Linked DNA regions of Homo sapiens: region 2 is linked to region 1. Evidence: chromatin loops called from intact Hi-C (ENCODE). Cell type or tissue: GM12878. All regions are shown on one strand. Links, peaks and the distances in the headings refer to the core of each region. The heading gives the core; the rest is flanking DNA. Region 1 overlaps LOC102723803 (a long non-coding RNA gene). Region 2 has its middle 480 kb from the start of SMARCA2.

Region 1 (16,661 bases), core at 5,586-13,585:
ATGAACAACTATATTCTGACTAACTGGAAAACCTAGAGAAAATTCAATTCCTGGACACACAGAGCCTACCAACATTTAACCAGGAAAAAAGAAAACCCAAACAGACCAATAATGAGTAGTAAGGTTGAATCAGTAATAAAAAATCTCCTTTAGGAGATATACCTAATGCTAAATGACGAGTTAATGGGTACAGCACACCAGCATGGCACATGTATACATATGTAACTAAGCTGCACATTGTGCACATGTACCCTAAAACTTAAAGTATAATAATAATAAAATTAAATTTAAAAAAACGAAAAAAATCTCACAACAAAGATAAGCCTGGGAATGGATGGATTCACAGACAAATTCTATTAAACATAAAAAGAAGAACTAATAACAATTTTCCTCAAACTATTCCAAAAAAAAAAAAGAAAATTCTCCCTAACTCATTGTACAAAGCCAGCATCCCCTGATATCAAAACAAAAGGATACAACAAAAAAAGAAAACTATAAACTAATATCCTGAATAAATAAATGAAAATCTCCTCAGAAAAATACTAGCAAATACAATCCAACAGCACATCAAAAAGAAAATATAACATGATCAAGTTAAATTTATACCAGGGATGCAAGGATGGTTCAACACACACTAATCAATAAAAACGATACATCACATTAACAGAATGAAGGACAAAAACCATAGGATCATCCCAATAGAAGCAGAAAAAGGATTTGAAAAAATTTAATACCCTTTCATGATTAATAAAACTCTCAAACTAGGCATAGAAGCAATGTACCTTAAAAATAATAAAGGCCACATATGAAAAACTCATTTCTAACATCATACAGAATGGGGAAAAGTTGAAAGCTGTCCATTAAGAAGTAGAACAAAACAAGCATGCCCACTTTTGCCACTCCTATTTTAACATAGTACTGGAAGTCCTAGCCAAAGCAATCAGGCAAGAGACAAAAGGTATCCAAATTGGAAAAGAGGAAGTCAAACTGTTCCTCTATGTTAATGATATAATCTCATATCTAGAAAAATCTAAATACTTCCCTAAAAAATTTAGATTTGATAAATGAATTTAGTAAAATTGCAGGATACAAAATCAACATACAAAAATCAATAGCATTTCTATACACCAATCAGAATCTAGGTGAGAAGGAAATCAACAGGGCAATCTCATTTACAATAGCCACAAAAATAAAATACCTAGGAATAAATTTAGCCAAGGAGGTGAAAGATCTCTAGAAGAAAAGCTACCAAACACTGAGGAAAGAAATGGAAGATGATACAAACAAAAGGAAAAACTTCCCTTGCTATGGATCAGAAGAATATAGTTAAAATAATACTGCCCAACGCAATCTAGAGTCAATGCAATCCCTATAAAAGTACCAACACCATTTTTCACAGAATTTGAAAAAACAATCCTAAAATACATATGGAAGCAAGTAAGGGCCCAAATAGCCAAAGCAATCCTGAGCAAAAAGAACAAAGCTGGAGATATCATATTACCAGACGTCAAGTCTACAAGGCTAATTACCAAAACAGCATGGTGCTGGTATAAAAGTAGGCAAATAGACCAACAGAACAAAATAGAAAATCCAGAAACAAAGCAAAATACTTAACAATCAACTGATCTTTGACAAAACACACAAAAACATAAGTTGGAGAAAGGACAACCTCTTCAATAAGTGTTACTGTGAAAATTGGATAGCCACGTGCGCAAGAATGAAACTGGATCCTTGTCTCTCACTACATACAAAAATCAACTCAAAATGGATTCAAGACTTAAATGTAAGACCTAAAACTATAAAATTACTAGAATAAAACATAGAGAAAACTCTTCAGAACATTGGTCTAGGCAAAGAATTTATTACTAAGACCTCAAAAGCATATGAAACAAAAACAGACAAATGGGACATAATTAAACTAAAAAGCTTCTTCAAGCAAAAGAAATAATCAATGGAGTGATGAGGCAACCTGTTGAATGGGAGGAAATATTTACAAACTATACATCCAACAGGGGATTAATATCCAGAATATACAAGAAACTCAACAGTACAAAAAACAAATAATTCAATTTAAAAGTGGGAAAAGAACATGAATAGATATTTCTCAAAAGAAGGCATACAAACAGATAATAGGTGCATGAAGAAATGCTCAACATCACTAATCAGATAAATACAAATCAAAATCACAATGCGATATTACCTTACCCAAGTGAGAACGGCTATGAATAAAAAGACAAAAAGTAGCAAATGTTGGCAAGGATGTGGAGAAAAGGGAACTTATACACTGTTGGTGGGAATGTAAACTAGTTTAGCTACTATGGAAAACAGTATGAAGATTTCTCAAAAAACTGAAGATAGAATTATCATTCAATCCATCAATCCCACTGCTGGATATCTACCCAAAGGAAAATAAATCAGTATATCAAAGGGACACCTGCAATCACATGTTTACTGAAACATTATTCATGATAGCAAAGATATGAATCAACTTAAGTGTCCATCAACGCATAAACAAAATGTGGTGTATATATAGTCAGTGGAGTACTGTCAGCCATAAAAAGAATGAAATCCTGTCATTTTCATGCTAAGTGAAAAAAAGATTATATGCATTATGATTTCAGTAATATAAACATTTAGAAAAGGGAAAATATTTTAAGGAAAAGAAATCAGTGCTTACCAGAGACCCAGTAGTGGCACAAAGACATTGACACCGAAGGGGTTGCCAGAAGGCATATTAGAGTGCTGAAAATATTTTATAACCGAATAGTGCCCGTGGTTGCATGACTTTATGCAATTGTCAAAATTGATTGAATTGTATAGGCACTTAAAATTGATGGATTTTATATGTAAATTATACCTCAGTAAAGCTAGCAAAAGTACTTTCTTTGCCCTTGAATTTATGTATTTATATACACACACGCACACAAATATTAGGTAGTCAAACAAATCTGAGGTGAAAAGATGGAATATATTTGAAAACATAGTGATAAAGGTTGTTATAAATTCAAAATCTGTAGTTTTAGAAAATGCTAATTAAAAATATTTGAAGCCATCTTTCGGTTAAAAATGTCAGATCTTTATCACGAGCAAAAGTAATTCTAACTTTTTAAAAAGTCCTATTAAAGCTATTTAAGATACTTCAAAAATACAAAAAGTGAAGGAGAAAGGAACAAAGATTCTCTAAGTGAAAACCATGTGTTAAGTCTTTTAATGTATATATTACCTCATTTGATCCTCACAAGAACTGTGAAAGTTAGATCGAGGTATTGTCTGAGGGGTATCAAGAAGCTAGAGATGTAAAAATGATTCAAATTCAAGCCTATTTTAACCCCAAAGGCTTACATCCAGTCTTACTTTCTATATCCAGGAAGATGGAGTTTTATTTCAAGGTCTTATGAGATCTGGGAAGATATCTAAATGTAGAGAATTTCTGAATACCCCCAAGTAAAGATCAGGTTTTTCTGCATCCTATTTGCCGAGCATTATGCTGGGCCTCATTTAAGCCTTTTAACAATCCAGTGACCTGGGCACTATTATTATAGCCATTTTGCAGATAAAAATCGTTATAATTCTCACTTTCTTTATCTGACACCAAACCCTGTGTTGTTTTTTAATCTCAATCACTGCTCACCTTCATAACTGATCTTCAGTTTTTTTTGTTTTTTTTTTGGTTTTTGTTTTGAGACGGAGTCTCGCTCTGTCGCCCAGGCTGGAGTGCGGTGGCGCGATCTCGGCTCACTGCAAGCTCCGCCTCCCGGGTTCCCGCCATTCTCCTGCCTCAGCCTCCCGAGTAGCTGGGACTACAGGCGTCCGCCATGATGCCCGGCTAATTTTTTTGTATTTTTAGTAGAGACGGGGTTTCACCGTTTTAGCCAGGATGGCCTCGATCTCCTGACCTCGTGATCCGCCCGCCTCGGCCTCCCAAAGTGCTGGGATTACAGGCGTGAGCCACCGCGCCCGGCCGATCTTCAGTATTTTTAGTGTCTGCCATTTTCCATTAGAAACAGTAACTGCACTCTTATTGCAAGTCAAATGCTTAAAAGTCATAAACATACCCATGTAACAATTCTTTCCTATTAAGCCTATTTCTTTGGCAAGTCCACTTACCCTTGTTTCCACCTTCCCTTTATTTGTCCTTGTCTGCTGTGCAATCTCTCTCCCTCAGTTCCTTCCGCTAAAATTCTCGTTATGTCCTAGTCTTTTGTCCAGATATAGAAAATCAGGGTTTTCATTGCAGAAGACAGTGTTGGGATCCCTCAAAGACATAAAACCAGAAATACCATTCAACCCAGCAATCCCATTACTGAATATATACCTAAAGGAATATAAATCCTTCTATCATAAAGACACATGCACGTGTATGTTCACTGCAGCACTATTCCGAGTAGAAAAGACATGGAATCAACCTAAATGCCAGCCAATGATAGACCGGATAAAGATAATGTGGTATATACACACCATGGAATACTACGTAGTCATAAAAATGAGATCTTGCCCTTTGCAGGGACATAGGTGGAGCAGGAGGTCATTATCCTCGGCAAACTAACACAGGAACAGAAAACCAAATACTGAATGTTCTCACTTATAAGTGGGAGCTAAACGATTAGAATACATGGACTCATAGAGGGGAACAACACACGCTGGGGCCTATTGGAGGGTGGAGAGTGGGAAGAGGGAGAGGACTAAGAAAAATAACTAATGGGTACTAGGCTTAATATCTGGGAGACAAATAATATATACAAGAAACCCCTATGGCGAAGCCTGCCTCTTGTCCGTGTTTTTATTGTAAGCAGCTCTATCTTCTATCCTTTAATGTTTTCTATTGAACATTAACTGAAAATGCTATACCATGGGTATAGTTTCCCATCTCTCTGAATTTCCTTCGTCTTTATCCAGTTACTGGGCTTCTGCAGGTGGGTCATAGTGGAAAAATTCCTTCTGCTGTGATTTTTATTGTTATGGTTTATTTTTAATTTGGTCTTCTAGTCTTTTCTAGACTTCAAGGGGCCATAAGCCAAGATAACCACTTTCTAGGAGAGCCCTGATGGGGAAAAGTTGGATTGGGGTGTGTCAGTCAGCTGAGACACGAAGAGGTAAGCCCAAAATGCATGACACAGAATAAATATATTACTTACAGATCCCGGAGAGGTCAGGGGTACAAACAGGAGGCCAGTGAGAAGAGGTGGAAGGGAGCCCAGCCTGCAGGTAAGGGGAGAGAAAAAGACGACCCGTGGACCTCTCAATAAAAGCATTTGGGACTATGCCCTTATTAAGGTCCACGTGTGATAACACTTAGGTTTTCCCTCAGGGGTTGTGGATTGGCTAGTTTACAGAAACACGTGGGAAGTGGAGAATTTATTTACATGACCCTGGTGTTGATCATTTGGGATATTTGTGGTCAGCAGCTGTGAGGTGTCTTGGTGTTTTGTCAGTGGGATGAGGAGCAAGTGGGCTATCTCACAAACAAATGCACAGAGAGGGGAAATTTTAACTAGTCCAAAGGTACTACTGGGTTTCAAAACACTCATGTTAGGCCTAGAAATGAATGCCGATGCAGCAACTATAGTAAAAAAATAAATAAATAAATAAATATCTGTCACACCATCTTATGCAGGGGCTTAATTTTAAAGTCAAGGCGAAAGAAAAGGAACATGCAGGATATCAAAATTGTTATTGAAAAAGTCTTTAGAAAGGGGCCACATGGCAAGTCAATGTACAGTTTCTCAGTGAATCCATTACAGTTATCTTTGGAAAATAAATCACCATTTCTTTAGTCAAGCTGCAGTTGTAGTAGGTGGCTTACACTCGGGTCATTTTCTATAAATACTTATGTCTGTTTATTTAATCACTAGAATTACTTTCAGTGAAGCAAGATGAGCTCACTAGGAAAGTTACTTAGGAATTGAGATCAGCTGAGGTTGAAGAGATTGGTCTCCCATCTCAAGCTCACTGAGTAGAATGGCACTGGAATTACCTGCATTTTCTTGTCCTTTTGCTCCCCCTCTCTCTGTTTACATTTTGGACTGCATTCAGAGTTGAGTTTACTACATGAAATGTATTGGTGATGCAGCACTACTACATCAAGATATAAAGAGTATACCTTATAATCCCTTGCGTGTGGCCCAAAATCTAGACTTAATGGATAACCAGTGTTTCTTTTGTCCTTTTCTGTGGGAAAATTGACCAAAGGATTGGAGAAGTTCACCAGGATGCCAGGTCGCTATGTCTAGGACTTCCAGGCAAACCATTCCAGCAGTTTCCTTTTCTCATACTCAAAAACAAGGGCAATGACATCATCATCTGATATCTGAATCCTATATCTCCCTGTGGCATGATTTAGCAACATACTCTCTCAATTTCATCATCCATGAAGCAGAGATAATGGGAGACAAATTGGTGATTATTAATTTTGGCTAGAAATAAAAACATTCACTTTATGGTTATATGTTGGGCTTATCCCTTTTTCTTACAAAGTTTGGGGTCATTAAAACATCAGCAGGTTTTTGGAAAGTCCTATTCCCTCCTAACTTTTGAAGTTTTCTGTCTTTTGAGGGCAATTTAATCCATATGTTTCTTATTGGCTTTCTCTTAAAACATCAGTGGGTTTTTTTTTTCCTCAGAAGTATACAGTATCGAAGAGGCCTTAATATATGCTTCCAAGGAAGGTTTCTCTTGTTTTGTTTTTCCTTTTTAAAATCTGGAAATTATTGTTTGCCAGATATAAATTAACACAGACACCAAAAGGTTTGAGTTTAGGTTGAAACTTCATATCCACGAATTTTGAATAGGTTCTAAACTTGGCATAACCTATCCTATAGTTGGTCCTTGTGGCCATTGGCTAAAGAAGATAGTCTCTTGTGTTTTAAATAAAATGAAAAAGTTAAACAAATGCAGCTAATAATAAGACATTGGATGTCATCATGCAGCAAAGGGAAAGATCCAAACTCTTTCTCATGAGTTTTGGATCAACCATGCCTGTTATTTAAGAAGCTCACAGGCTACTTGCTTTGCTCCCAGAAACAAAGTACTAGAATTTCAGAGGGCTCAGTTAAGCCCTTTGTCAAATGTTCACAATCATAAAACTCCAGCAAATGCAGGTGGAAGGGGTACAAGTTCATCAGATCCAATGCCATTCTGTTCATAATACTATTCTTAGATAGTATTATGATTCTTACATTGACTCTATCACTCAGCTTGGTTTCTTGGGAATTCAACAGTGCAGAATTCCTGTGCAGAGGGGGACATTTTTTTCAGTTTTTTTTCTGCAGTCTCAGGCAAAATATACATTTTTATGGTTGTACCTTCAGAATTGTTTGGTTGTGACCACCATTACAATCCTTCTTCCCACCAAACATGACTTGCTGTGCCCAACGCAACATGGAAACTGAAAAATACTAAGTCAAGCTAAATCATTAGAGGTGGCTGTGTCAATTTCCCATTGCTACAGTGTCCCTGAATCTACCATTCCTGCAGCTTCAAAGCCCTTGATCACATCTGGTAAATACAGATACCAAACCTAGAGGGATTAAAAAATGGTTATATCATTTTCTGTAATACTTCAGGTACCCAACAGATTAGGGCTTTCTTCTGAGGACCTGTGAGTCTGCCCACTCACTGCCTAGTAATAGAAAAGCAGCATCTCTCATCAAATACCAACTCTGATTCCTATTTGTTTCCCTGGTACATCACTTACTCTTCAGGCTATGATTAATCACATTCAGCTACTTGACATTTCTTCAGATGCCCCATGTGTTTTCACCACACACCACACATTTGCTTTTGCCGCTTCCATAGCCTGGAACTCCTTTCTCCCTGCCTCCCTACTTAATTCATACTCATCCTTAAGTCCCACTTAGATGCTGCATTCTTTACGTCCAAGCAACACAGCCCTAGTCAGAATTCTTCACTCCCTGCTCTCCTCTCGAATACCATTGTGTCTAATACCATTATTAGTAGTACTTATAGTCTAATTAATGCTACAGGTAGAATTTTGTACATCTACCTACTCCAACAAAATGTGAATTCCTTGAATGCATTATTCATCTAAGCATTTCTAGCAACTGACGTTTTAATTTTTTTTCAGTATTTAATTGAATTAGTGCTCAATAGCATAAACCATGTATTATACTAAATTGCATACCATAATATAGTGACAAATAAAATTCTTGACCATGAGCAGTAACGTTCCAAACTGCATTACACAAACATCCACATTTAAGTGTTTTGTTATCTAAGACAAAGCTGACAATCTTTCTTCTGTAGAAATCCAGATAGGAAATATTTTAGGGCTTTGCAGGCCACATACAGTCTCTGTCACATATTTTTCTTTAAAATCTTTTTAAAATGTGAAAACTATTCCTAGCTTGCAGGTTATACAAAAATAAGCCAGGAGCCAGATTTGGCCTGGGGCCGTAGTCTCTACTCCTGTGCAATAAAACTTTCTGTGATGATGGAAAGTTTCTCTACACTGTCCAACACGGTAGCCACTAGACATATATGGCTACTGAGCACATGAAATATGGCTCATGTGACCAAAATATTAAATTCTTAATTTTCTTTCATTTCAATTATTTTTAATTTAAATAGTTATATGTGGCTATTAGCTCACCAACATGAGCAGATAATTTACAGATTATTTGAACTACCAACCCCTTGGAATAAATACGAGTAGATGATTTTGGAAGTGAGCAGTCAGCCACCAGCAAATGTAACTGTGATGATATATGTCTTTACTCAATATGAAACAAAAAGTCCCACAAAATGCCTAAATGTTATTTTTTAAAAAATCTTTCTATTCGTTTGCATTTAGAACAAGGGAAGGATTTTCAGATCTGGTGGCTGCATAAAGTTACTTCAGTTGAGGGGATTCAGAAAGTCAAGGTTAATTCTTGCCATCTACAAGGAGCCCCCAACCCGATAAACTAAAATAAACTAACAAAAATGCTTTTTACTTTTAATTTACTTGCTGATAAATCTGTTACCAATTCCCTGAAGGCCTTTAAGTGCCCCTGCTACCTCATCACCTTTCCTAAGAATATACTACCCTTCAAAATTATGAGGGCCTAGTCTTTTAGGAATCCCTAGGTTCAAATGCTCAGTGAGATGCACGCATTTTTCCTCCACATAGTTGAAGGCATTTGCCATGGTGTTAGCACAATGGGAACCAGATGATGATAAATTGAACAAGAATGGGGGCAGGCAAAACAAGAAGACATGGACAGAGAGTGAGAAAGCAATAGATCAAGGGAGTTGTGGGTCTTCTTGGTCAAAGAATTGTAGAAGAGGGATATTAGAACAAGTCAGCTGAAAGAAGTGTATGGAGTGAGTGAAATTTGAAATTGAGATGTTGGAATTGGAGCAGTCACCAGTGATGATAAGGTCCAAGATGAAACTTGACTGTGGTGGGGTGGAAAATAAATAGTATGTTGTTGGATATAAGGAAGTAAGGGAATGAGAACCAGGTGTTGGATGGGTCATCTGTTGTAGATGTTGAAGTCACAAAAAATGGCAATAGATTTAGGGTGAGGAGCCAAAGTTGTCAGGGAACTGAGGGTGGGCTGCAGTGGCATAACCCACTGGTAAATAGATGACAGCAATAATAAGAGATAGGAGGTGGCATAGAGAGATGGCATCACACTAGCTGCTCCCAGCTCCATTTATATACACAGTTACTTCCTGGGCAAAAGCTGATGTGGGAACATAGGCTCCATTTGTGCTGAGACCTCTGCCAATGAATAGAACCTGCCTTAACCTGCTTGTCCTGGGCTAGGGCCACTTCCCATTTCAGGCCTCAAATACAAAAGGGCTCACCAGCACTTCCAATTTTTGTCCAGTCCCCCAAACATATCATGAGGGTATTCTGGAGTTGGAGACCTCTATCGTTTTGAAAGAGACTCTGGTAAGGACCTATAGTAGTGATGGTTCACCGAAGATATAGAACTAATTGTGTGTGTGTGTGTGTGTGTGTGTGTGTGTGTGTGTGTGTGTGTGAAGAGAGGGAGAGAAAGAGACAGAGACAAAAAAGAGAAAGAGAGAGAACAATTTATTTCAAAGAATTGGCTCACATGATTGTGGAGGCTGGCAAGTTCAAAATCTGCAGAGTAGTTAGGTAGGCTGGAAATCCAAGGAAGAGCTGATGTTGCAGCTGAAGTCTGAAGCCAGTCTGCTGCCAGACTGGAATTTCTTCTTCCTCAGGGAGAGCTCAATTAGTTTTTTTCTTAAGACCTTCAATTGATTGGAAGGTAATATGCTTTATTCAAAGTCTACTGATTTAAATGTTAATCTAATCTAAAGAATACCTACACAACAACATGGAAGACTGAGAGTAGGAAATTGATATAAGTTATGCAAGATTTTAATTAAAATATAAATGCTTCCAACAAACTATGTTTGCTAACTCAGAAGATATCATCTCTTGCAACATTGGCCAAACTCTTGCATGCAGATATAAAGGGACATTCCATAGTGCTTGCTAGTTTCATCTTTTTATGAAGTCACCATTTCTGCACCTTCTTCTCTTTTATTCTCAAGGGAGTTCTACTTTCTCATGACTTTGTTTCTTTTCTAGATTTCTCTCATGAAAAATGAGTCTACTTCTGCCTTCTTAGAATATGCTTACTCACCAGGAGACACAGGCAGGTAATTTACATATTGCTATAGAAGAGTCTAGTGCAATACTTGTGAATTCAAAGTCTGTCATACCTGTCTTTGTTTTCAGAAAGTCTCTGTTAATCTCCTCTGATCTCTCACGAATGCAGAAGATACCAGCCACTCCTAGAGTTGAGCGCTACTTTATTCATTGGTAACTAACTTTATTATTTACACTACACAGACTTCTGCACCATAGACATAGACACTGCCAATTATAAATATTCACTGCACACCAAACTACCTAGAAATCTATTATATATTTTGGAACCTTATTGGCAAATAGGTTATGATTATTGCTTTGGCAGAAACCCACTGCAATACACAGCACCCGGCATCCAGTAGCATATTTTATTCTTGCTATTGTAAATGAATACTTGAAAACAAATTCCTGGAAGTTGATACTTTTGCCTAAGAACTGTGAGATGTCTGCTGTCTAAATCACAATGGAGTTGCTTATTTAAAAATGAGGCATTTATTGCCTGACTCCTACATTTATTAAAGTGTTTTCAGTGGAACCTTTAAAGAACTCAAAGGCAAAAAAGGGGCCATCGTTTTCTATCCCAGGAAGCGTCCCATTAATGTTCCTCGTATAACTCAGCATGTGTTGAGTAATTTCTCATCTTACATTATTATATAGAAACCCGGAGGCCAACTGACCACCCAAGCAGGCTGCTTTAGGAAGAAATAGTCTATCTTTGATTGACAGAGCAAGCCCAACATGCAGTATAAGAGTGAACAGCATATACAGACCATCTGGGAATCAAGGAAGAAAATGATACATTTTGGACTCATTGGCCGATAATAACAGGAAGCCAGAGTGGCCACGGGAGTTTGAGGACAAAGTCAAGTTCAAGTGAACCTCAAAAATGTATGAATAAAAAACCGGTTCGATTCATTGGACAGGCAGTAAAATTCTTTTTATCCCACATCCTGCAGAGAATCCTAGTTATAAAACAATCTAAATGTCTACCAGGCTCTCATCCTAGAAAAAAGTCACTTTGCCAAGGTTTACCTTATGCCCCCCAGACTTGCGTTTCCTTCTGTTTGTCTCTAAAGTTGCAGCTTCAGTAGAGTCAGTTGTTTGAACATATGGTATTTTTCTACTTGACAAAGTTCAATGGTTTCAGGTAGGCAAATTATAACTGATGTATTATTTTCAAATTCTGTTGTGTTGAAATGTTTAATGCCACTAGGAATTATAGAGGCCATAACTACAACTCTTTGGGAATTTCTCATTCACCCAATATAGTGCTAGTGAGCACCAAGAAACCAGAAAGAAGGCATTGTGTGCAAGCAAATGCCACATCTCTTATTTCCCATATTCATAACCTACCTAAGGCAATTCAGACTGAAAACAAAATTTTCTCCTAGCCTTTTCTTCTTTTCATAATCTAAATGTATCAAGATAAGGACACTTAAAACTGATACTGTAATCTACAAATCAATCACTGGAAGTTGAATATAATGAGAGGAAAAGTGATTCATTTCATCACTGTTTAAGGACAGAGGAAAAAATAATTTCATCTATTCATATATTTAAGACTATTTTTCAAGTATGAAAAAATTATGAGAGTCTAAATTATGTTAGCATTAGAAAAGAATTTCTTAATATGAAAGTCTAAGGATGCCTGGAAACCTGTGGAAAGAAAGAATTCAGATGGTCTGTGAACCTGAATGAGGAAAAAAAAATCACATCCTCATTTTTGCTAAGCTCTAATTGAAATTTAGTATTTCATTCAACTATGAAGGAAGACTGCAAATCATAGTAGCATTGATAGTACCTGTGACAGACATTTTCGTATCACGTTACATGTGTTTCAGATATTTCAAAATACCATTAACACTTGTCACTTCTTTAAAATTATAATATTTATTAAACCCACTATTGGATTTGGTTATTTAATGCATTAATAAAGAAGCAAAATTATTTTGATATCAAACAATTCTTTTTAATAACTTGATAACCATGTTCAATATAATTATTAATAGTTTTTTTGTAAGTATGTCTTATACATTCAGATGCATTATGAGAAAGTAGCCACCTATATTGTCTGAAATAGAGACTTAAGGAAGTTTAAGAAGAAAATTTCCAATCTCTTAATTGTTTCATAATTTCTGTTTGAACTTTAGATAAATATTTTAGGAAGTACTGTCTCTCCCACTACCACCAGATTAAAATATTTCCATTTCCTGTCACCCTCTCTTCTCTCTCCATATAGGATGATATAGCACACTTACTTTGCCATGGTTTAACTCTTTTTCATTTTGTTCTCTAGCTATCTTTGCTCAATTTACTAAATTTATACTATATTCAAATTTAAATTAATTTTATATTTAGATTTACCAAGTATTTTCTGTTCCTGAGCTCTTTCTTTTCGTTCATCTTTTTTTGGGGCAAGATGTTATTGCAGAGTTGATTTTTAAGAAGTGCTAACGAGTGCTATATTCCTTGATTTCCTGTATACTTGAGATTGACAGTTCTGTTTATATTTGAACAAGTAGATAGATGCAAGATTCCTGGGTCTGCTTTTATTTTCTGTCCTTCAGAACTTTGTAGACATTTCTCCTTTGTGTTCTGCCATAGAATAGTGCTATAAAGAAGACTTAAGCCTGATTTTTGTTTTATTGTAGATGACCTGTTTTCCTACTCATTTTCTTTAAAAAATTTGTCATTGTTTACATTAATTCTTTTAGCCAGAATATGTCTAGATATTTATCGTTCTGAATCAAATGTTCCTGGCACTCAATTTTTTGCTTTGCCTGTGAAATTCTTCTTTTATGTCAGAAGATTTTTCCAGCATTATGTCTTTGAATGGTTCAATTTTTTAGATTCTATTATTTAGGAATGTCAGTTGATACTTATTGGACTATACTTGGCTTCTCCATATCTATCCACTTCTTTTTAATTTTTTTCTCTTTTTACTTTTATGCTGCATTCACTATAATTATTGCAGGTTATTCCTTTACATCATGATTTAATTTTTTTCCGTGAATATTCTATGCATTAAATTTATACATAGATTTATTATATAAAATATGGTATAGATTTTGGTTCTCAATTTGTTGTTAGCTGTTCATCACATCTAGCCATTTATTTTCAGACATTTCAGCCTTTGCGATTTTTTTCTTTTAATAGCAGGAGGCATTCTTCAATAATGTTTTCATCTAGACTAGGTTTCAGGTTCTTCATCAGTCTTACATTTGTTATATCCTGTTTCATTAAAATTGACTCCCAGATATTAAAAAATGATCTTCTGATTTCACATAAAATTTACCCTCCCTCCTTCCTCCAACTCAGGCTTGACCTATGCTCAGGTGCCTACACTGAAAGGAGATGAGGTGCACTCCTTCCTTTTCTCCTTGATTCTTCCCATTCTGTAATGGGTTCCTCAGGATGAAAGGAGAGGAAATGGAAAACAGCAAATGTGTAGTGCATGTTTAAACATTGGCCTTGTCATGACACAAAGCTCTGGGGTGCTTCAGAGATCCATTAGGTACCTGCACTACTGTTCCCTGACATAGATGAGGTGCTCTTCTGCTGACCTCAACATACTCCTCACTCCCAGCTCCTGCCCCAGAGGGTCACTCTACAGTCTCTTTTACTGAAGTCCCCTTGCTCTAGAAGTTGTGCTCTTGGTTTGGATTTCAACAAGACAGCTAGAGTTGGTCACATTCTGCAGCACCCACTTTGGCCCTAGGAAGCTCCACATCTTGGCCGTATCAACCAATAAGAGGATGCAATGCTCTACTTTGACTCTCCCTTGCCCTCCCATCACTGGCTCTTCTAGCCAAACTGCTGCCTTTACAATTCTGTGGAAAGAGGCATGTTTTGTGTACATGCAGGTGACACAAGTTCTCCTAGTATCTCTCTCACCATGCTTTGCTCTGGTGCCATGAGTGGGCCTACAACTTTTGCCTCCTCAGTAAACAGCCTGAAATTGAGATGCTCTCTCCCCTTCCTGCAGGCTTTTTACATTGTCATCTACGATGTCAATGATGAGTGATTCTCTTGAACCACCCACACTTGGACCTGGTTTGGGCCTAGGACACAGCATTCCTTTACCATCTCCAACCAGAAAAAAAGTAATTAGTTGTATCTACTAGACAAGTTAAAGCTCTCTACCTCCATGAGCCCTCTTCCCATTTTATTCCTCACTTGAAATAGTCTGAGATATGGGGCATTGGGTGGTAAGGGAGCCTTGAGCAAATATATAGGAGATCCTTGGCATTCTCTTTAAGAATGAAGGTACTTATCACATACTTCCCTCTGCTCTATGATTTAGCACATTTTCTCGAGGTATCAGGAAAAGGCTCAATTCAATACTTAGGACAGAAGTGGTGAAATATCTTTCTCCCCTAATATTTCTAATTGTTTAAGTAATAATGCTTATAGACCATAGGTTATTGGATATGAAGTGGTTAATTTGTGGCACTCCACCAAGTCATGCTGTTTCCGGAGTACTTAATGGTGTTACATAGGAAACTTCATGGCTTACATATTTCTGTCCAGCTGTAAAAGCCAGTTTTACTGCCGAGTCCATTGGAGAAGTAATTGCTCCTTATTAAACAACATCACCCCCTCCCTTCAGAGCAGCTAGAGCAAAATGCAGAGAAGGAAACTGTGTGGAACAAAGGCTGCTGCAGGTACAGTTGTTAGTTTGCAGTCATACTGGAAGAAAGCAAAATCGAAATTTGCAGGGACAATTTTTCGTGAGACCTTATTAAATACTTTACTGAAGATGAACTTTGGGATGTCAAAAGGAGACACTGAAAGTAAGACGCCTGATTCAAGAAGCTGTCACTCCTGGCATAGACCAGTTTAACTTGTGTCTTAGCATGCTCAAGCTGCTGTAACAAAATACCACAGCCTGGGTGGCTTAAACAACAGTCACTTATTTCTCACAGTTCTGGACGCCAGGAAGCTCAAGATCAAGGTACTAGCAAGTTTGGTTTCTGGTAAAGGCCTCTTCCTGGATTGAAGATGGCTGCTTTCTCACTGTATTCTCACATAGGGGAGAGAAAACCATCTCTGTTCTCTTCCTCTTCTCATGAGGACAGTAATCCCAAAACAGGGCACCCATCCTCATGACCTCATGTAAACCTAGCTACTTCCCAAAGACCCCACCTCCAAGTACCATCACATCAAGGCTTAGGACTTCAACATACACATTTTAGGATAATACAAAATTTAACCACAGCAAGTAGGGACAAGATGGAACACAAGACAACTAGTCATGAGAATTAACAAAAAGCCAGCAGAAGATTTTGGACTAAACCAGAGTAAAACAGGTTCTCATCTATCATTGGGTGAGAAGAATCTGGAAATCAATAGCAGGACCACCCTGTATATTTTTCAAAACAGGATTATATGCTTATACTAAATCAACTCCAAAGTGTATATAGTTTTTATTGCAGAGTGAGGTAAGTTTTTCTCTACACAATTTTTGTTGCTATTCCAAAGTCCCAGTTAAACAATCTTTCCAGTTACTATAATAAAACTGTGTAGGATGTGTCTATTTAATCTGACCATTGCAATAAAAGTTCTGTATAATGGAAATATAAGTATATCCCACACATTGTGTTTCTGAGTAGCAGGCTGTTCAAAAAGCATAGTTCAAAAGACAACAGTCATTTGAAAATAGTTCAGCTTTCCCCTTGGAATTTCTTATATCAGTTAAAAATGATTGACATCAAAATATTCCCCAAAACATCAAAAAATGCTCCTTTCCCTTTTCCTGAAATATCATAGCCACTACCTCATTTCTCAAACCTGAAAGACCCTCTTGAAAATAAGTTTTTGCTGCCAGGAATGCCTATCATTCACTACAAGCTTAAAGGGCATTTTAGGAAGGCTAGGCGTTTATATGGCTTTTCTCTCACCCTTTACAATCCATGGGAAAATGAAGTTCCACTCCTGTTACTTCCTTCCAAAGAATCTGCTGGTGGCTTCTGTGCCCTCTGTCATCCTTTACTGGAAGAGAGAAGGTACATATACGTAAACACATGTCTCA
Region 2 (16,661 bases), core at 4,750-12,749, 65 kb before region 1:
GATGCAATGGACACAAATACAGCTACGCATGCAGTGGATTGTGGTGCCACTGAGGAATCCACAGCCAAAGGCTCAGCACTCTTTGTAGCAAGCAATAAGCAAGGCAGTCCCCTTCCTCTCAAGGAGCAAGCAGTCTTGGTAGTCAGGCTGCTGTTGCCATGACAAGTGACTAGCTAGAAAAACACCTCAGGGCCAGAGGACTGTTAGGACTTTCATTTGGTGTCCTCAGAGAGGACAGGCAGAGAGAGATTCTCCTGACCCAAGGCAGCGGACTATCTCCCTCAACATAGCTGAAGGCCAAACTAGGTTTTCTCACATATGTAAGAGTTACTGAGAAGTTTTGAGTGGAAGAGTGATCTGAGTGAATGGGCATCCAGGAAATACTAATTTGATGGAAACATTTAGGAAAGAATGGAGTAGAAAAGATGAAAGGCAGAGCCATTAGAAGAACATTAGAGAGGGGCTGACATCACAGGGAGAGAGAAGAGGAGACCCATGTGAGAGCTCACTGGACTGGAACTGGGCTGGTCATAGCAGGCAAGATGACTGACCGGTCCCAGCTTAGCATAAGCACAGGCAAGGAAGAGTAAGGAGAGATTTCTTAGCATTTCCAGATTTTCTGCAGGCATTTGGCTGATTTAATCCGAGAAAATTGATGGACCTAAATGGGGACACATTGGTGAAATTGGAGCCATGGAAAAAATGTGTGAAGGCTGGAAGAGAAATCGCAAGGTGGATGGAAGAAGGTGAAGGGAAAAGGTATGTCTCACAGAAAAAGCATTTGATAAAATCCAGCATCCCGTTATGATAAAAACCCTGAACAAACTAAGCATAGAAGGAACATACCTCAAAATACTAAAAGCCGTATATTACAAACCCTCAATGAACATCATACTAATTGGGGAAAAGGTGAAAGCATTTCTCCCAAGAACTGAAACAAGACAAGGATGCCCACTTTCACCACTTCCATTCAACATAGTATTGGAAGTCCAAGCCAGAGCAATCAGGCAAGAGAAAAAAATAAAGGGCATCCAAATTGGAAAAGACAAGTCAAACCATCTCTATTTGCCAATGGTACCATCTTATAGCTAGAGAGCCCTAAATACTCCTCCAAAAGGCTCCTAGATTTGATAAATAAATTTAGTAAAGTCTCAGGTTACAAAATCAATGAACATAAGTCAGTAGCACCGCTATATCCCGAGAACAACCAACAGAGAATGAAATCAAGAACTCAATTCATTTTATAATAGCTACAAAAAATAAAATACCTAGGAATATACTTAACCAAGGAGGTGAAAGATCTCTATGAGAAGAACTAAAAAACACTGCTGAAAGAAATAACAGATGACACAAACAAATGGAAATACATCCCATGCTCATGCATTGGAAGAATATCATGAAAATCACCATACTGACCAAAGCAATATACAAATTTACTGCAATTCCTATCAAAATGCTAACATTATTTTTCACAGAACTAGAAAAAAAAATCTAAAATTCATATGGAACCAAAAAAATCCTGAATAGCTAAAGCAATCCTAAGCAAGAAGAACAAATCTGTAGGCATCACATTACCTGACTTTCAATGATACTATAAGGCTATAGTAACCAAAACAGAATGCTACTGGTGTAAAAATAGACAAACAAATGGAACAGAGAACCCAGAAATAACGCCAAATACTTATAACCAACTGCAGACCTTTGACAAGGTATGCAAAAACATAAATTGGAGAAGGGACACTCTATTCAATCAATGGTGCTGGGAAAATTGGATAGCCACATGTAGAAGAATGGAACTGGATCCCTATGTCTCATCATATACAAAAATTAACTCAAAATGGACTAAATACTTAAATCTAAGACTTGATGCCATTAAAATTCTAGAGGAAAACCTTTTCTGGACATTGGCTTAGGCAAATAATTTATAGCTAAGACCCCAAAAGCAAATGCAACAAAAACAAAAATAAATGGGACCTAATTAACCTAAAAGGCTTTTGTACAACAAAAGATATAATTGTCAGAGTAAACAGACAACCTAGAGAATGGAAGAAAGTGGTTGCAAATTATGCATCTGACAAAGGACTAATATCCAGAACCTACAAGGAACTCAAGTCATAAAGAAAAAGAAATAATCCCATTAAAAAGTAGGCAAATAACGTAAACAGACATTTCTCAAAAGAAGATATATAAATGGCCAGCAAACATCTGATAAAAAATGCTCAGCATCACTAATTATGAGGAAAATGCAAAGCAAAACTGCTTACCCCAACTTATCCCAGTCAAAATGACATTAAAAAGTCCAAAAAACAATAATTGTTGGCAAGAATGTGGTGAAAGAGGAACACTTAGATATTGCTGGTGGGAATGTAAATTAGTACAACCCCTATTGAAAACAGTACGGATAGTTCTCAAAGAACTAAAAGTAGACATATCACTTGATTCAGCAATTCCACTATTGGGTATCTACCCAAAGGAAGAAAAGTCACTCTATCCAAAGACACCTGCACGTGTATGTTTATCACAGCAGAATTCACAATTGCGAAGATACAGAATCAACCTAAGTGCCCATCAGTCAACCAATGAGTTCATAAAGAAAATGTACATATACATCATGGAATACTACTCAGCCATAAAAAATAAAATAATGTCTCTTACAGTAACTTGGATGAAACTAGAGGCCACTATCCAAAGTCAAGTAACTCAGGAATGGAAAACCAAACGATGCATGTTCTCACTTATAAGTAGGAGCTAAACTATGGGTACACAAAGGCATATGGAGTGGTGTAACAGACATTAGAGACTCAGAAGCAGGGAAATAGGAGGAGGGTGAGAGATGAACGGTTACCCATTGAGTATAATATATACTACTCAGGTGACAGGTGCACTAAAATGCTAGACTTCACCACTGTACAGTTTACCCATGTACCCAGAAACCACTTGTACCCCCACAGCTATTGAAATAAAAAATAATAAAAGGTGTATCTGTATGTTAATAACACAAAACCCATGAGTTACTCAAAATAAGCCATTTCCATCTCCTTACAGTTCCAAAGCCCAATAGCCTAGGAGGTTAAAGTGAGAGCTCAAATGACTTCAGCTTTTGTCTTACCCACACACACAATGGTATGTGGCTTCCTGTTTTCCATCTTCTTTCTCCATCTGTCCTTCTCATACTAGCAACTGGTGGGGTTCCCATAGCCATGAGAGCTTGTGACATTGGCAAGGGGCTGACTTAGGGCCTTATCACCCGCTTCAGTGTGGTAGTGTTTTCTTTCTTGACCTTAAACGATCTTAATTTTTTACTCTTGGCACTGTCTGGCCAAGAAAACAAATGTTTTTGTTTGCCTTTTGTTTGGTTGGTTTTCTCTACCTTTGGTGACTGTCTTAACAGTTTCATTTATGTTACTCTCAGCTGTGGACCTGGGAAATGGTTTTCTCTATTCACATGGAAATTTCAGGGCCTTCGTCTATCTTTCTCCTTCACTAAGGAGCTGACAGGACAGGTGGAGCCCAGAGCAGAGATTTGTTCAGAACTATTCTGTAGACAATGAGGACTCTTAATTGGGCCTTGCCTTTTATTTTTATGTTGTCATCATTTTTTTCTTATTTTTAACAAAAAAAATCCAGCAATTGGAAGTGAAAGTGGAAGATTAAATGGTATTTTTCATAATAAACACAGATGGGGAGGAGAAGTTCCAGCCTTTGCTTTGCCTGCAGGAACCTGTACAACGGTCATTCTTTTGTCTTTTTTTCTACACAAGGGGGAACTACAAACAGGGTATTTGATTTTGTCCCTTAACTATTTCCGGACTGTTGTTGAAGAGTGTTTGAGCAAAAACTCTTATTTTCATGTAACTCAGCTAGTTTCATTTGTCTGAGATAGAGAAATGACTTATAAGGAATTCCTTCACTTAGAATGTAATGTAAGATAATAAAATACATATATTCTCCTATCTACTATTTGGTACAGTTTTCTAAAATTATGCTTATCAGGAAAATGAACACAAATAGTCCTGGATGAGGGAAAAGCCTAGAAAATTTGGGTTTTAATCTCAGCAACACCATCAACCAGCTCTAGTCAAGTCAGTTCATCCCTCAGACCTCAGTTTTCTTCCATCATCTTTAAGTGGAAGTAAGAACTACTTTCCCTGCTTCACAGCAATACAGAAAGTATCAGAAGTAGTAGTATAAGTGAAGTGCTTTGAAGAATTATAAAATGCTCTAAAGCAGGAAACATCAGTAGCACTGTTTCTGAAATATTGTCTCATCTAGGGTAAGAAAGAATTTATATTGAGTGGATTTTTTAAGGGTTTGTCTCACAATTGTAAAACTTCATACTGTATATCAAGGAACAAACTTTGAGACTCACAATGTAAAATGACTTAAAGTTATTTTTAAAGAACTTGACCTTCACATAGGTGAAATATGAACCATCAAATATGTTATTCTTAATTTTTTCACTATTCTCTTTTTGAACTTTTGAGTTCCAGGAACTCTAAAAAATTAAGATAATCCTTGTTATATACATCACTGAAAAAAGCTTATTTTAAGTATCTTTTGTATTTTGAAGTAAAAATATGTTCAACTAAAATCTGAAAAGTCATTATTTCCTAACTGAATGATCGAACAGATAACCAAGGGAAAAACAGGTTGCTGTTGTCATTCTTCATTGCTAATTTTCTATCCAGCAGGTAGATCCAAAAATAACCTGGAGGAGAACCAGAGCAAGAAAGGCTAACGGACGTATGTAAACCATGCTAGAAGATAAGAGATCTGGATGGATAGGTTACCGAACTCGGACAAAGTGAAAAGAATGTCTCGTTTTCCTAATTAATGCGTTGTAAAAGTTGCATTACTGTCTGAATATGACTGGCAAATTTTGTCATATCCAGATATTGAAACTCATAACTAAGTTATCAGAGTAATAATCTTTTGTTTAAAAATAGGGGTCTGGGTGTCTTTCTGTGCCCCCTTCTTATTATCCCCTAATTACCCCACAGGTTCTACACTGGGTCAGACTTGAGACTACCAACTATAAAGGACGTCGGCTTTAACACGTGTGCTGCGTGGAGAAAATAAGAAAGAGCTGAACACTGTTAGAATTTTACCTGCCTTGATTTAAGTGGCCAGTTTGGCTTGTTTCCTGCGGTGCACAACAAGATTACAAAGTGATTACAAAGGAAGCCGGACTTCACTTTTGGGGGTGATGGACATGACCACAGTCTTCATTGTTGTGGTCATTTCACAGGTGCATACTTCTGTCGGAACTTACCAAGCTATACACTTTAAATATGTGCAGTTTATTGTATGTCATCATGCAGGCATGACAGAGGGCTTACCTCTTGCCTTCTAGGTCACTTCTCACAATGTCCCCTCAGCACCTAACCCTATACCCACCGCTTATTTCTAGGTTATGTTAGTAATGTAACAAAGAATAATATTAAAAGCTAATGATTAATGTTTATACTAATGATTGATAATTGTCCATGATCATCTCTATATCCAATTTGTATGATAACGATTCTTTATTCTAACTATTTCCTTTATTATACTGCTACAGTTTGTGCCTTCAGTCTCTTGCCTCAGCACCTGGGTAATCCTTCACCCACACTTTCCAATCTGACTCTGGCATAACATTATGTGACAAAGAAGAAAATCAAAATATTTTACCCCAAAACATGTTTCTTTACCATAATTTGTTCTCAGAACCGCCTGAGGGCTGTGTCATGGACCATGGTCACTCATATTTGGCTCAGAATAAATCTCTTTAAATATTTTACAGAGTTTGACTTTCTTCATTGACATCTGTATGTATCCACCCAGTGGCTATACTCTGACTGCATCTATCCAGCAGTGTGCTGAAGCCAGCCCATACTGGTTGGTGAGAACTGATTGTGCACATGTCTTCCAATTCCACATTCGGTGACATCACCATAGTAGCTTAAAATCAGCCACAATGGGAATATTTACACAATGGAAATTGATAAACTACAAAACAGTGAGTTTTATAGAGTTGTTTTATTTGAAGAGCCAGTTGTTAAACACTGTCAGCATACCATTATATATCTGTGTGTGTATATGTGTATTTATATATGTATAAATATCTTCCAAACATAAATACGTGTGTGCATGTATATGTGTGTACGTGTCTGTGTATAGGTGTTGTATGCGTGTGTGTACATGTTGGCGGTATATATATTCTGCCTTAAGTGAATGGTCTTCCAACTTAATTCTATGGTGTGAGTTTAGTTCTCAATTAACTATACTGTACTGCTATTTAAGTGTTTTGACTTAAAAGGACCTCTTTGCATAATGTAAAAACATAAACACAGATTTTCCAAATTTTTTAAAATAATTATTATGTAGTGGACAAAATACAATAATGGCTATAAATATATATTTGGATTAAGTAAATCTCAGGTGACTATTATAAATAAGTCATGTGCTCTGAGTGAGTACATACTGTCAGGAAGCCCATGCTTCCTTACATGTAAATAATAATAATTATAATGAAATATTTAAAAGAAAAATAAGAATTCCATTTAAAAGCTCAGCTTGCTAATCTTTCAATCTTCTTCACTCTTGAAAGCAGAGTTAACGGCGCCCATGCTTCTACTATCAGGCCCATGTGTGCCCAGTAAGGGGAGAGACAGATTTTTCCAACTACACACAACCTGGTAGGGTCTGGAGCTGCTGTTGATCTCCTAGACTCCAGAGCCAGATGCTTACATGACTTTCTTTAATGACTTGTCAACACAAGTAATTGGCCCAAGCTCCAGTGACTCTCAACAATGGAAGAAAACTCTTTGCAAATAGGAGAGTGGGAGGAAAGAAACTTAAATCAAACTTGAAGCTTAGTACCTGCCAGATTTAATCCGTTCTTCTTCTCTCCACTGACAGAGCTAATGAGTGGATTGCAAGATTTTATACCTCACTTCTGATGTTTTAAATACCTCAGATAATAATAGATATACACGTATATAGTCCTTTATATGTGTTGGCTCATTTAATCCTCACATCAATGAAAGAGAATTGTTAGCCATGTTTTACAGCTGTAGAAACAGACGCTTGGAGAGATCAAATGACTTGTCTAAAATCACACAGCTGGTGACTGAGAGATCTTCCAGCTCAAACTCAGTGCTCTTTCCTCCGCACTTTCCCAACAGTTGATGAAATTCTGCCTATGGCAACAAGTGCAAGTCAGTCGTCAATCCAGGTAAATTGAGGAAAATTTGGAGAGTAGTTACTCCCACAACACAGGCTTCATTAGACTGAGCTACTGCCCCCTTTCCAATCTGTGCACAGTATTCCCCAAATCAGACCCAGTTATCAAAATGTCAGAACCCTGAAGCTCAAACTCTCATTTACACTAAAGCATAAATTTGCCTTAATAACTTCGGTATTAGCCTACTTATACGTTCATTTTGGAGGTAATCAGAGCTTTAAATGGGAGGAAGAAAACTCAAGGGAATGGAATCTCATGCATTGGGTAGCTGACAGAAGAACATGTGAGCAAGTAGCAGGCATTAAGTATACGGCTGCAAAGCTAGAATCACCATGGAGTGAGCTAGCTCCATTTACACGAATGGCTTAACTTCTAAAATCATAACTTAGCTATGTTGGAAAAGGAGATTTTTTTTCCAACGGTTTGTCTAGATTTACCTGTACCTGCCTACCCCTTCTAACATCCTTAGATTAGGAGACAAATGAATAGTCATGATACTCACAAAGAGGAATATTTAGGAACTTATTTTGTTCAATAATGTCATGAAAGTCTTAACATCAACAGTTCAGACTCATATTTGGAATTTCTCTGTCACTGCCTTCCTCCAACCCACAATGATTTGAGAGACATAAATTAGGAGCCAGATGTGAGATGGTGATACTTTACTCCATTCCCACCCACTCTGTCCTTTCAAAAGGAAACACAATTGCTCCTATTAGTAATAAAATGGATTGTGGTTGTCATGTAGATAAATGCAATGTGGTTTCATACATTGTCCATGTTGAGTGGCTAAGTAGGAACTCCCAAAAGCAGCTCCATTTAAGGAGAAGGCAGGTGCTTTGACGCCATGCCAAGGACTACATTTTTTTAAAAATAGGGTTTTCATGGCAAATCCAGGAAGCAAAATCTCTCGCCATTATCAAAAATATCTAGCATGTAGCATAACAAAGGCAGTGCACACTTGACATCAAATGGAGCCCTTGTTCTCCAGTGTCATCCTCAATCACAAACCTAATCAGGCATACGACCTTTTCTAAAAGGATCTGAAGAGTTTGCTAACCACTGTTTGATTGACTTGCCAATTTCTTTGCTGTAGTTGCATTTTTTCAGAAGTGTAAAGTACAGAGTTACTTTATAATTTTCTTCCCTTCTACAAGAACTCCCCTAAAAACTTCCAGAAGCATGTGAACTTATACCTAAATGAGTTCTCCTTAAAGATAAGGTAAGAAGAATAAAATTCATTCTAAGTATTTAGTTCCCATTAAAAAGAAGTAAAAGTATTTACAAAACATGGAAGGTGGGAGTAGGAAAGTTGGTAGCAGAAAAGCAAAGCGAGAAGAGGTGATTCATATTGAGACTGCCTAGGTCAAGGAATCTAAAGTGAGTCATTTCGACTTGACATATGTGGACTTAGACAGAAAACGTGTACTGAAATTTTGTTTGAAGGCATAATATTGAAGGAAAGCAGATGCTGCTACAGAGCAATCTAACCCTGAAATAATCTCCATGTTGAGCATCCATTGATGGCTGATGCAAAGTGCTTTTACACCTTGACTGGAAAAACTTCAGCCTAATTAATTCAGAATTATGTTGGTTGCATGATGAATAAAATTTTATTATGCTCAAGGTCAATTTTCAAACATATAATAACAACTGGAATAGAATTGAGAGTTCAAAGATAAACCCATACATCTATGGTCAATTGATTTTCAACATGGGGGCCAAGACTATTTAGTGGAGAAAAAACCAGTCTCTTCAACAAATGGTGCTAGGAAAACTGGATCTCCACACAAAAGAATAAAACTGGAATCCTATCTCACACAATATACACAAATTAACTCAAAATGGATCAACGACCTAAATATAAAAGCTAAAGCTATAAAACTCTTAGAAGAAAGCGGGTAAATCTTCATGACCTTGGATTTGGCAATGATGTCCTAGATATGACACTCAAACAACAAAAGAAAAATGTATAAATTGGATATCATCAATTTTTTTCAAGTTTTGTGCATGAAATAACACTATCAAGAAAGTTAAAAGGAAGCCTACAGAAGGGGAGGATATCTCTGCAAATCACATCTCTGGTAAGGGGCTAGAATCTAGAATACATAAAGAACCCTTAGAACTTAATGAAAAGACAACCCAATCAAAAATTGAGCAAAGAATTTAAATAGACATTTCTTGAAAGATATACAAATGGCCAAGAAGCATTTAAAAAGATGCTCAGCATCATTAGTCATTCAGGAAATGCAAATCAAAACCACAATAACACTTCACACTCACTTGGATGGTTAGCATTTAAAAAATGGAAAATAACAAGTGTTGGTTAGAATATGGAGAAATCGGAACCCTTGTGCATTGCTGGTGGGAATGTAAAACGGTGCAGCCACTGTGAAAAATAGTTTTGTCAATTCCTTAAAAAGTTAAGCATGGAATTATTCCATGACTTTGTAATTTCATTCCTAGGTATATACCTGAAAGGATTGAAAACAGGTGCTCAAAAAAGTATTTGTACACAAATGTTCATAGAAGCACTGTTTACCATAGTCTAAAACCAAATCTCCATCAACAGATGAATAGATTTTTTACTTGTGGTACATTTATATATTGGAATATTTAGCAATAAAAAGGAATGAGATACTGATATAGGCTACAACATGATTTAACTGTGAAAATGCTATTCTAAGTGAAAAGAAGTCAAAAACAAAAAGTCACATTTTGTTAGACTCCATTTATATAAAAGATTCAGAATAGGTAAATACACAGAAACAGAAAGTAGATTGGTGGTTGCCAGAGGCTGAAGAGAGAGAGAGGGGAATAGAAAGTAACTGCTTAACAAGTATGGAACTTTACTTCAGGATGACACAAATGTTTTCAAAACTAGATACAGGTGACGGTTGCACAACACTGGAAATGTACTAAATGCCACTGAATTGTTCACTTTAAAATGGTTAATTTTATGTTTGTAAATTTAACCGCAATAAAAAATATATATGTGGACATCAGTCAGAAAATCCTTGGAATGTATCTTAAGAGTCAAGGATGTATTATGAATTTTAACTTCCAATGAAATTAATATTTTTTACTTTCTCCTTTCATTCTGTTTGCCTTTTGGTTTTGGGATATAATTTGTTTTGCTCTCCTCAGATATTGTTGTAAGAGTACCAAACATAACTCAGAAGATACAATCAATGAAGAACTATACCCTGGATAGAATTTTCCCTCTTGCAAACAGATTTTTGATGTCCTCACTGAAGTAGATTGTTTATATTTTATTTGTTCAGATAACACCATCCATCCCCTATGTGTTAGTCAGGGTTCTGCAGAGAAAAAAAACTAACAGTAAGCAGATAGATAGTAGATAGATAATAGTAAGTAGGTACGTAGGTAGGTAGATAGATAGATGAGATTAGGTTTATTATGAGGAATTAGCTCATATGATTATGGAGACTAAGAAGACCCAAGATATGCCATGTGTAAGCTGAAGAACCAGGAAAGCCAGTGGTTCAATTCAATCCAAGTTCAAAATCCTGAGAACACAGTGAGCAAATGATATAACTAGCAGCCCAACGTCAAAGGTCTGAGAACTAGGAGCTCCAATGTCTGAGGGCATGAGAAGACAGATGTCCCAGTTCAAGAAGAGAAATACAGGATTTGCTCTTCCTTCCCCTCTTTGCTCTATCAGGGTCCTCAAAGGATGGGATGATGTCCTCAAGTTTTCTTTACTCAGGGCAAATCTTCATTGCTCAATCTACTAATTCAAATCCTAATGTCTTCTGGAAACACCCTCACAGACACATCCAGAAATAATGTTTACTAGCTACCCAGGCATCTCTTAACCCAGTAGAGTTGACACATACAATTAAGTCCACCCCTTGTCAACTTGGCACCCAAACACATGTCCCTATACCATAACTCAATCTCCTGCCACCAGGTAGCTAGCTGATCACCCCAGGGAATGGTACCACATTGGAGCTGAGTGTTGGCCTCTATTGCTAACAGTTTGTATATATTCAGTGGTTGCTGTAACCAGGTCCACCTTGGTAAGTAGAAGTACATTTGGCTGAGCCCATGCATGACCTCCATCCTTGCCACCCATAGCCACTTTATTCATGACACCATTTGGCCTTGTAAGATCTGACAATATAAGTTTAAGTCCCATAGAAGGAAGTACAAAAGGAGTTTGAGTGTTCGGCAATTTAGAAACCTGGGAAAGGGGAGCTGGCAGGACCTGAGGTGCAATAAAGGGGCCCAACATTTCAGCATGTTCAGGTCTCACTTTGTCATTCTTCACCCCTGGCCTAAGGAATATGCCAAGGTGATTTCAAACAAAGCCTCAAGTTCCAGTCTTGATGAAAGAGGCAATATTTATTTTGAATTATGTTTGCAAAAGGCTGGGGGTGGAATATAAGAGGGCAGGAAAGGTAAAACAAATTGGTGATGTCATTTGGAGTGGAGGTTTTTTGCATAATTGAATTTTCTCTTCTGTAGGGCACTGTGGAGAGTGACATTTCAAAAGAGCACAGCTAAAACAGAAGTCCGTCAGATGAACTGGAGTTATCAGAGTTGAGAATGCTTTGGACAAAACCTAATAACCAAAGACTTAATCTGTGCAATCCTTTCAGCAACATCTCTATGCTATGCGCCCCTTCTTTAGAATACTGCAGGCATGGACCTGGAAGTACAATTTCCAATTGTTGAAATTGTATTAGTAGTTAAACATTGATAAAACAAAACCTTATATATAAACCTGTATCTAAAGGAACACTTATATACACAAAAAGGTCATGCGGAGCCGTCCTGGTTGAAATGGATGCGTAGGCTACAGTCCAGGACACTCGTCCTGCCCCCACCATTCCTGTCCAGGAATTCTTTGAAATCCTGGAGGTTTGTGGTGTATATTTTGCAAATTGTTGCAGGGCCAACATCTAAATTTTTCCAGATGAGAAAGTAAGGCACAGAGAAGTTAAATGATTTGTCTAAATTTACGAAGTTATTTTTCACTGGGATGAGGGGCCCAGCTCTCTGTCTTGATCATCACCTCCCTAACATTCATTACATTTTGGTTTTTCAAAGTTCTTGGTGAAATGAAATAGATAAAATATGTACTGACTCACAGCATAGTAGAAATAGAACAGAGTTCACGTCCCAGCTCCACCATTCTCTGATATGACACTGAAAATCAATGCCCTTCTCTGAGCCTCAGTGTTGTCATTTGTAAAAATTAGGGATTGATGTGATATTACGGTGGGGAAATGAATGTGTAAATAAAGCTCTGAGATCTTTATTTCTATTTAAAGAGGAGGAAGAAAAAAATTATATATATATAAACTTTTAGTCTGTCTCTACTTTTCCCCTCCCTTGTTTGTGAAACTGTCTCTTTAACGACATTCAACACAATGGTAAGTAACTTATGTTACTTAAGAAATGCTGGTTGCTATAACAAACAAACTCTGAAACCTCAAGAAGCTTAACCAAATATGAATTCATTTCTTACTGAAGCAAAATGCAACGTGCATGCTCCAGGTCAATGGATGGCCTTCCATGTAGCATCACCCTGCCCTGCAGCCTCAGAACCTTCTGCCAGGTCCTTTGCATCTTGCCAGTGGACAGCAGAAGACAAGATGGAGGATTGTGGGGGAGGTTTTAATGCAGTAAGCTTGGAGGTCAACAAGAGGACACATGGCTTCTGACCATGTTCTGTAGTCAAAACTCAGCTGCATGATTCTAGAGAGATGCAAATCCCAGAGGAACCGGGAAATACAGAACCTACAGAAGGCACAGGATGGAAGGAGAGATATGGGTGTGTCAATCCTCCGTGGCGCACTGCTTGTCTGCCATTGAGAGTTACCAAATAAACACATCTTCCTAGAGAAGAAGCTACTCTTTATAAATGTAACTATAGAGATAAGAAACAAGGAGAATGCATGTGTTTCCACTTATACAATTTTATATAATAAAAATTCCTATCTATTCAGAACATCATGTAAATGAATTTTTTTATAAAGCCTTTACAGCCACATGCATGAATCCTGTGGGGGGAAAAGTGTTGTTGCAGAAAGGAGAAAAAAACAGATGTGTTTTGCTTTTCCCAGTTTGGAGATGCCACTGAGTTTTCTCCATGACCTTTTGACCATTTACTCTCCCCAAAGATTCCATATTGTTTTCTTTCCTGCTGCTTTTGAAAGGCACCTAACTGTATTCAGATATTTATAATCTAATGTTTATGGACTCCAAGTTCCATGGGTATAAAAGAGACCATTTATGGGGAAAATAGTACAATCTTGAATTGTTCCTCGAATTCTCTACACATGATTTGTTTAAATTGGTTAATCAGTAAATACTGTGTGAACAGGTGTCATGATTTTTCCAAAGTGATGTCATATGCAAACAATTCCAAGTACATGTTTTATTCATGGTGCTTACTGGTATAAATATTTCTCTAAACTGGTATTAGATTTGGTTATATGAAAAGACCAAAAGCAACAGCTGGAAGAGCCAGAGTCCAAGGCATCCATTTGGCCTGGAAGTTGGCCCATGTGTCCTGCTGTTGACTATGGAACCCTCCTGTCATCTGCCTCTTGAAGGGCAGCTCCTGTCTACTCTTTGCAGAATGGATCCTAGCCTCTGCAGCCACTTTCTGAAAGCAGCACTCTTATTCCACAGGCTCTGACTGCAATCATTTACCCCCTTCCTCCTGTGCTTGAGGACTGTCCTATCTACATGAGCACTTCATTTCTTCCCTTTAAGGGGCAGTGTCAGTTCCTCAATAAGCTCTTTCTCCTGTTTCAAACCTCTTGCATTTCTAGGGACCTTCCATGAGTTCCAGGGTTAGGCTTGATGGATAAAGCTAGTACCACTGTAACATAGGGGTGATTTTTTAAAAGGTTTTATTGAAGTGCAGTTGATATAAACTGCACAAATTTAATGTATACAATTTGACAAATTGGGATATAAGCATACTCCTGTGAAACTATTAACATAAGATTAAGGCAATAGACATATCTATCACCTTCAACATTTCCTATGTCTGTGTGTGTGTGTGTGTGTGTGTGTTAGTTAAGAACACAATGTGTGAGATCTACCCTCCCAACAAATTTTTGAATGCATAATACAGCATTGTGGACTACAGGCACCATGCTGTCCAGCAGATCTCTGGAACTAATTCATCTTGCATAACTGAAACTTTACACCAATTGAACAACAACTCCCCCGCCCCTGGTAACCACGGTTCTATTCCCTGCTTCTATGAGTTTGACTATTTTAGATTCACCATGTAAGTGGAATCACGCAGTACTTTTTCTTCTGTGACTGGATTATTAGCATAATATCCTGTAGTTTCAGCCATGTTGTCCCAAATGGCAGGATTTTCTTCTTTAAGGCTGAATAATATTCCATTGTATGTATGTACCACGTTTTCTTTATCCACTTATCTGTCAATAGACATGTGGGTTGTGTAACACAGAGGTGATTTGATTCCTTGGGGCCCACCACTCAAAGTGCTCTAGCCTAGCATTGTCCTAAGTATGTTTCTATGAATCCTATTTCCACAAGTTCCTGACAGATGTTACCTACGAAGAGGTGGGGGTGGTTCCCATAATCAAATAAATGCTAGATACACTGAATTAAACTAATTTAACATGTATTTTTCATGCAGGACTTCTCAAAGCTTGAAATATGTCACTGTCACTATGAATCTCCAAGAGAGGGATGTAATGCATCAACCTTTTCAAATGGATTTGACTTGAGGTGTTTTTTTGTTTTTTGTTTTGTTTTGTTGTTGTTGTTGTTTTTGGCTTAGCGTTTCTCATGGAACTAACGATAATGGGAAGACACTTCTGGGAAAATGGTGATCCAAGCTGTTCTGTATCAAGCTGATAATTCTCCCCATCTAAAGAGAATTTTATGACATTCTACTTATGAATAAGTGGCCTTGCAATTACATTTGATACCACTTCATATGCCAACTGCTGAATAATAGCACATGTGGTAGACAGAGATGTATTGCCCAGATCTCCCCTCAAGGAAGGACTCTCTACCCAGCTGCAATGAGCAAACAGCCTCCAGTGATGACTCTCTTTAGGGTTTGCCTCAGCTACAGAGAACCACTTTGCCCAAGGCCACACACTTCCTGCAGCAGGCTCTACCAGGTGGCTGAGAATGGCAGGGTCTGAAGGCCAAGCCATTTTGGCTTAATGTGGGACACTCAGATGTGCAGTTTTCACTTCCTACCAGGCTGAGACTTTGTCAGGCATGCATTGGCAGTGCAACTTCTTCCTAGTCCAATCCTGCTTCCCCACCTGCCTTTACTATTGCAGGTGGTCAACCATAAACATCATGTCCTAAACTCCAAAGAACCCAACATGTGAGAGTTGTTCTAGAAGCGGGCTGAGGAAAAGTGACAAGATGGGGTTTTGGCAGTTCAACTGTTAAACTTTTATTGGAAGGAATTGGAATTGAGAACCAGTGGAATGGAGGCTAATGGGTGCAACGTGTCAGGCATTTGATACATGTGAAGGAAATCAGAGCTATCAGGCTAAGGTATTAATACCTTTTGCAAAGGACCACTGATGTGCTACGGAAAGAAAATGAACATTTAAGAGTGAGCATGAAATTGAGAAATTTTAATTTCAAGAAATTGAAAGCCAAATATGAAAGACAAAGGGCCACTTTGGATACGAGGAATGACCAAGAAAGTCAAGGACCAAGCCCAATCCGATAAGCTGAATTTAAATGCGGTTAAATGCTCTGCCAAGGGACATAGGTTAAACCAATGCCAAGGCCTTCTTTGGGGGGGAAAAAAGGACAAAAAACTAGGATCCTGACACATAGAATAGCTCACACATATTGGTGGAGACTATCTATTGCAGATTTCAGTTGTGGGAAGAGGTGTCACATGGATTTTGCAATAAGCCCAATTTCAACACAGGCACCTGGAATTCTGGAGCAAGGTTATGTCATTCACAACAGAGGAGCATATACCTTCGAAAATAACCCCTGACATGCTACTAGGCTACTGGAGGGACAGAATTCCTGAGCATGGGACACCAAATGGCCATACTAGAACTGCCCATGATTAGTTAAGTCTTACCAGATACACCAAATCATAAAGTCAAATGGGCTTAGCAACAATTGATCATAAGACGGAAGCATTATATTTTGCATCAATATGACCATGGAGGTAGCTCAGACTCCCATGGTGTCCAACACTGTTACAAAAGCATGACTCTCTCAGCTCATATCTATATCTGTGTGACAGATCCCTTATGACCAGCTAAAAGAGGAGGAAAAAAAATGGCTTACAGATGAATTGGCTCTGTATGTGGAAGCAGCTGTACTACCTTCAGGGATAGCCTTAAATGACAGTAAAGGCAAAAAATCCCTCCAATGGGAAGAGCTTTGGGCAGTGCATGAGTCATTCACTTTCTTAGTTGGA

Evidence for each region. Peaks named below come from ENCODE experiments on the same cell type or tissue, not always from the same donor. Only the 100,000 strongest peaks of a DNase experiment are listed, where the experiment ranks them.
Region 2: a loop joins it to region 1, with 2.9 times the contacts of the local background. A loop is called at or near these places in 3 of 110 quality-filtered maps.

What each region holds. Positions count from the first base shown.
Region 1 is chr9:1,464,103-1,480,763 of GRCh38, reverse strand. LOC102723803 (a long non-coding RNA gene) reads right to left here. Exons shown (of 7, transcript XR_929415.3): 4 at 16,531-16,621; 5 at 5,136-5,199; 6 at 4,108-4,255. Among named protein-coding and RNA genes, the nearest start is that of DMRT2, 420 kb to the right of the region's middle. In GM12878, for the core only: no CTCF peak of the experiment used is centred there; a DNase peak (open chromatin) is centred at 10,553; H3K27ac peaks cover 1,166 bases.
Region 2 is chr9:1,528,629-1,545,289 of GRCh38, reverse strand. No RefSeq gene overlaps it. Among named protein-coding and RNA genes, the nearest start is that of SMARCA2, 480 kb to the left of the region's middle. In GM12878, for the core only: no CTCF peak of the experiment used is centred there; a DNase peak (open chromatin) is centred at 8,579.